Linked DNA regions of Homo sapiens: region 1 is linked to region 2. A link is a contact called in ENCODE Hi-C or POLR2A ChIA-PET data. All regions are on one chromosome and are shown on one strand. The core of a region is the stretch at or near the end of the contact, and the rest is flanking DNA. Distances in the headings are between cores, read along the strand shown. Region 1 holds the start of NRAV (negative regulator of antiviral response). Region 2 overlaps BICDL1 (BICD family like cargo adaptor 1).

What was found. A loop is a pair of places that touch in the nucleus more often than their neighbours do. ChIA-PET counts read pairs that join two places held with the same protein, here RNA polymerase II (POLR2A). Pooled maps may share reads with other maps.
Region 1: a pooled map shows a loop between it and region 2 (9-fold over the local background). The contact joins the promoter of NRAV here to the enhancer-like site in region 2. A Hi-C loop is called at or near these places in 5 of 50 pooled maps. POLR2A ChIA-PET finds 5 or more read pairs at or near these places in 4 of 52 experiments (A673, OCI-LY7, activated T-cell and 1 more).

The regions. Positions count from the first base shown.
Region 1 is chr12:120,494,593-120,497,292 of GRCh38, forward strand. NRAV (negative regulator of antiviral response) reads right to left here and starts at 1,354. Exons shown (of 2, transcript NR_038854.1): 1 at 1,231-1,354. It overlaps DYNLL1 (dynein light chain LC8-type 1), which reads left to right and starts at 1,521. Exons shown (of 3, transcript NM_003746.3): 1 at 1,521-1,624; 2 at 1,824-1,961. The coding sequence starts at 1,830. RefSeq lists silencers at 1,065-1,114, 1,405-1,924 and an enhancer at 1,179-1,845.
Region 2 is chr12:120,011,977-120,014,676 of GRCh38, forward strand. All of the region lies in intron 2 of BICDL1 (BICD family like cargo adaptor 1), which reads left to right. Among named protein-coding and RNA genes, the nearest start is that of BICDL1, 24 kb to the left of the region's middle. RefSeq lists an enhancer at 605-684. Within about 2 kb of position 1,320, at least 5 of the 41 ENCODE cell types and tissues checked have a DNase peak (open chromatin) inside an H3K27ac peak, as active enhancers do.

The DNA of each region.
Region 1 (2,700 bases), core at 104-2,603, 480 kb after region 2:
TTCTGGAGTTGTGTGCCTCTGCTCAAATTGTTTTATTTTTATTTTTTGAGATGGGGTTTGGCCATATTGCCCAGGCTGGTCTCCAACTACTGAGCTCAAGCGATCCCCTTGACTCGGCTTCTCAAAGTGCTGGGATTACAGGTGTGAGCCATCATGCCCAGCCACAAATTGTTTTAAGGAGTAATGAGAGTAGATGGTCAGAGGAAAATGTAGAAATGTAAATAGGAAGCTTCCAGATACATGATTAACCTGATAACTTATTTATGGAGGTTCGAAAAATACATTATAGGCATTTCAGAGCTGGTTGTTCAAAACCTTGCTGTGGCCTTTGGGATAGTTGTATAAACTGACAATTATTGATAAGATTCATTGATCATTTACTATGTGCCTCACATTGTGCTGAGAGAACTTCAAATGTTTAATACTGCTAACAAGCGTATGAACTGGTTTCCTTTTACATTTAGTCCTCCTTTACTTAAAGAAGACATTCAAATAGCTAGTAAATGACAGTGCTGGGATTTAAATCCAGATCTGACTTGTCCCTCAACTCCCCCAAGATCTTGCTTTTTTAACCACTTCGTGTCTCCTCCCTAAGCCAGAGGGGACGTCATCTCTCTAACGGCCGCTTTTTCGTCCATTAGAATACCTCCTCCTCAGAGATAAATCCCAACCAAGAATCTCTCCCACACAGGAAAGACTGCCTCACCTGAGCAAGAAGCTTCACCCTGGACAAAAACCCCGGGGCTCAACACTCCCAAATCCACCCGGATCCCCATCCCCAACCCCTTAAAGGATGTCCGCATTGCTTGGCAGAGACCCCACTCTTGGGGATAATCCCTTAATTCGTAAGGAAACACCCTCCCTCCTTGAAGCCCTCCCTCAATCCTGAGGATGCCCTCCCCTAAATATTTCAGAGCAGAACCGACTACAAATGGGGCCCAGTGCAAAATGAAAACGTAAGGGTCCCTCCTGTGAGACTGCACTGCTGGTTTACCCACGAAGCCGGCCCTGCTTCAGAGATACCCTTTCAGTAAAGGGAGAGGCCACCTCTGTCGTAATCCTGCTAACCTGGGGTGCGAGATCATGCGACCTGTCGTGGTGGGGGGGCGGGGGGGTGGGGGCAGGAATGGCCACCAACTTCTAGAGACTGTTGTTCGAGAACACACCCTGGGACAACCTCCGTGAATTTGGAATCACTTCCCTTGGCCCCGGCAGAAGCTCCCTTCCTACCTCTCCAGACAGCTGGGTGGTCCTCGTAACCCGGCCGGGGCTCCACCTTCTGGGTGTGTGGGCCTCGTAGCGTGCGGCCCATTGCCCGGGCAACCGACGCCGTGAGCGGTGCATTGTGGTCTGCAACAAAATGCAGGAGAAAGATCCTGAGGGAACCATGGAGTCAATGGACCAATGGAAGAATGCCGTGGGCTGCGTCAAGCCAATAGGGTCGCGCGGCGAGGGGCGGGGCCGGCGGGAGCAGGGCGGGGCCTGAGCACTAGGCGGCGGCGGCTGGCGTGGGGCTGCTTAGATGCGCCACGGTTTCGGTAGCGACGGTATCTCTAGCCGGGCCTGAGCTGTGCTAGCACCTCCCCCAGGAGACCGTTGCAGTCGGCCAGCCCCCTTCTCCACGGTGAGAAACTCGGGGGGCCAGGGGGTGTCCTCGCTGCCTTATTTCGCCCCACTCCGGACTTAGCCCTCCGCGTAGCCCGCGCTTCCTGAGAAGTGGGGTGGGGGGCGTCGTCCCGTGGTGGCGCCGGCCGGGGTGGGGGCAGTTAGTGCCTGGGGGGCGCGGCCCAACTCAACCCCTTACCCCAGGCCTTGCCCACTAGGTAACCATGTGCGACCGAAAGGCCGTGATCAAAAATGCGGACATGTCGGAAGAGATGCAACAGGACTCGGTGGAGTGCGCTACTCAGGCGCTGGAGAAATACAACATAGAGAAGGACATTGCGGCTCATATCAAGAAGGTGAGGATGGGCGCGGGGGCCGATACGCAGCCGGGAGCAGGGGGTTCCTTCCCCCCGATCCTGCTTTCCTAAGGGCGCCTGACAGGTCCCGGGAATACTGCTGGCGGCTTGGGGCGTAGAAGCTTCCAGAAAGGACGCAGATGCATTTTGCGCTCCTGTGGAGAAGACCAGACCCCCGGCGTCCGAAGTTTTTTTTTTTTTTTTTTTAATTACCCAGCTCCGCGGGGGGAAAGCGCCACCTAGCAACGGTATCTAAGATCAGGGAGCAGCGGTTCCCCCTTCTGTGTGGTTCCTGCGCCGAGGATCCATCTGGGTGTTCCGGAGGGGGGAGCTGCGTGGGTGTTTCCAGCCGGGCCGGGAGGAGATCTTGCCAGCCTTCCAGTGGGGAGTTGAGGGAAGGTGGTGGGTGGTGGCGGGGCTGGGGGCTGGGGTAGGGGCTTGGTAAATGGCAGTCTAGAAAGCCGGCAGGACTGCCAACTTCTCGAGCAGTGTTTGCTGGAAGGGAAGAAAGCTGGCAGCCTAAGCCGTGGGAGGGTTCCAGTCGAGAATGGGAAGATGAAAGACTTCAGATGGAACAGAAATAAATGCCTTTTTTGACAAACGCAGCAGTGCGTGCCTCTAGCTTGCAAGAGCGTTACTCCCCTTCATAGCTTTAAAAGGTTTTCGCACTGCGTGCAGTTAGAGTAGCTAAATCTTGTGTGACGCTCCACAAACACTTGTAAGAATTTTGCAGAGAAAG
Region 2 (2,700 bases), core at 70-2,569:
TCTAAATGTCCACATGTACGTATGCGATCTCTGTTGGAAAGAAAATTAGTAGAGAGATAGTCTCACATGATGTGGTATATCATGTCTGGTAACTTTGTAATGCTGCCGCCTTTGCATGCAGAACATATTCATCCTTCTCTGGGACCGAGGGCGGCTTCTCCTCTCACCCAAATTTACTCCTTTGTGTAATGAGAAATAGAGAGAGGTTGAGATGATTGGTGCCACAACAAAATTTATTTTCCATTCCAGTCATGACACATAAGGTACTTTCCCTGCACACGACTGACGGTGTGGGGAATGAGGAGGTGTTTATGTGATTTTCCTGTTTAAAATTATGCATCATAGTACTAAGGTTTTATGAGGTTGACATTCTGTAATTCTCCACGAATAAGTCAGATTTTCCGCATTGCCCTGGTATGATTAGTTGCATTCAATGCTGCATGTTTGTCATTTGCAGAACTGTAAGAATTCCCCCTATACACACCTCTCGTCATCAGTTGCTAGGTTACGGCTTTTCACATTGTCCCAGTCTGGTGATGTTGCCATGGATACCAGTTATACCTCCTCCTATGACACTGTCCTGGTCAGGCTCAGAGGGCGGGCAAGATGTAACTATGATGTCAGAGATGTTTTAGCATATGTCTTTCCCTTTACATTAATGATAAGATCTAAGTAATAGATATCAATTCTATGTGTTCTCATATATGAATTAAGGACATGAGGTATTAGCTGAATCCCTCAAACAGTCCACCACTTAGAACCTTTATTCCATTATGTATTTTTTTTCTTTTTTAAAGGAAAGGGAAGGGAAAGGAAGGGGAAAGCCTTTATTCCATTATAATTCTGCAGAAATGGAACTAACAGATTATAAAATATGAATATAAGATCTGCTATACTGTGTCCAGCTCATTCCCTACACAGACCAGCACCCCACCTCCCATAGGGTGGGCTATACATGGAATATCATTATCCTTTACATTGCCTTCAGTGGTAGGGACATTTGGGAATGCTTTTTGTCAAACTCTTAATTTATCTAAGTTATAAAGCCTGTGGGCCGGTAATGGTGGCTCATGCCTGTAATCCCAGCACTTTGGGAGGCCAAGGCGGGTGGATCACCTAAGGTCAGGAGTTCAAGACCAGCCTGGCCAACATGGCGAAACCCCGTCTCTACTAAAAATACAAAAAAAATTAGCCGGGTCTGGTGGCATATGCCTGTAGTCCCAGCTACTCAGAAGGCTGAGGCAGGAGAATCGTTTGAACCTGGGAGGTGGAGGTTGCAATGAGCCAAGATCACACCTCTTCACTCCAGCCTGGGGGACAGAGCAAGACTCCATCTCAAAAAAAAAAAAAAATTATAAAGCCTGTGGTCCAAATTTTATTGTCATTTAATGTCACATGATTATATTTCTTCTCCTGCTAGGTTTTAGACACCATGAATTGCAGGGACTATGTCTTTAACCAGAGTGTGTGTGTGTGTGTGTGTGTGTGTGTGTGTGTGTGTGTGTGTCAGAGTCTTACTCTATCACCCAGGCTGGAGTGCAGTGGCGCGATCTCGGCTCACTGCAACCTCCGCCTCCTGGGTTCAAGTGATTCTCCTGCCTCAGCCTCCTGAGTAGCTGGGATTACAGGTGCCCGCCACCACGCCTGGCTAATTTTTGTATTTTTAGTAGAGACAGGGTTTTGCCATGTTGATTAGGCAGGTCTTGAACTCCTGGCCTCAAGTGATCCGCCTGCCTCAGCCTCCCGAAGTGCTGGGATTACAGGCGTGAGCCACCGTGTCCAGCCTTTAACCAGTTTTTATCCCCAACAACACTTAGTGCCATGCATATTATGGCAGGGATCCAGAAAAGTCTCATTGATTTGTTCTGAAGACTGAAATGTAGGTAATAACTAATTTGACTTTAGATTTCTAGCATAGTGTTTTAAGATGGTGGAAACCCCCGCATATTACAGTTGTTGAAGGGCAAGGTTAACCCATGTTATTTAGCTCTTGTCTAGTCTGACCTTTTGATCTCACAGTTGAAGAAAGCACTAAGGCCGTAGGAGGATGTGACTCATCTAAGGTCACAGCCAGTAAACCTGTGGTTTAGGTAAATGTGTGTTATAAAAAATCTTTGAAAAACAAGGTGTAAAAATCTTTGCAAAGTAATTCTGTTTACTTAAACGATCATGTTTTGTTTTATGCAGTCTGTTTACTTAAAAACCTAGCAGACAGAAAGCTATTATTAAAGAAGAACTTCAATATTTAAAAGGAGCCCTACATAGAACCTACCTACCAGTTACTTCAAGTCAACTCGAAGCCTTGCATTCTGCTTAGTATTTGAATTATTCCTCAAAAACCAAAATAAAATTTAATGTAGCATCGGATTGAGGCATCTTTCAAAAGTAACATCTATTTTGAAAACCAGCAGAGTTTGAATTAAAAAACCATTCTTGCACCGGTGCAGTGGCTCACGTCTGTAATCTCAGCACTTTGGGAGGCTGAGCCGGGCAGATCACAAAGTCAGGAGATCGAGACCATCCTGGCCAACATGATGAAACCCCGTCTCTACTGAAAATACAAAAATTAGCCAAGTGTGGTGGCGCGTGCCTTTCATCCCAGCTACTCAGGAGGCTGAGGCAAGAGAATCGCTTGAACCCAGGAGGCAGAGGTTGCAGTGAGCCGAGATCACGGCACTGCACTACAGCCTGTGACAGAGC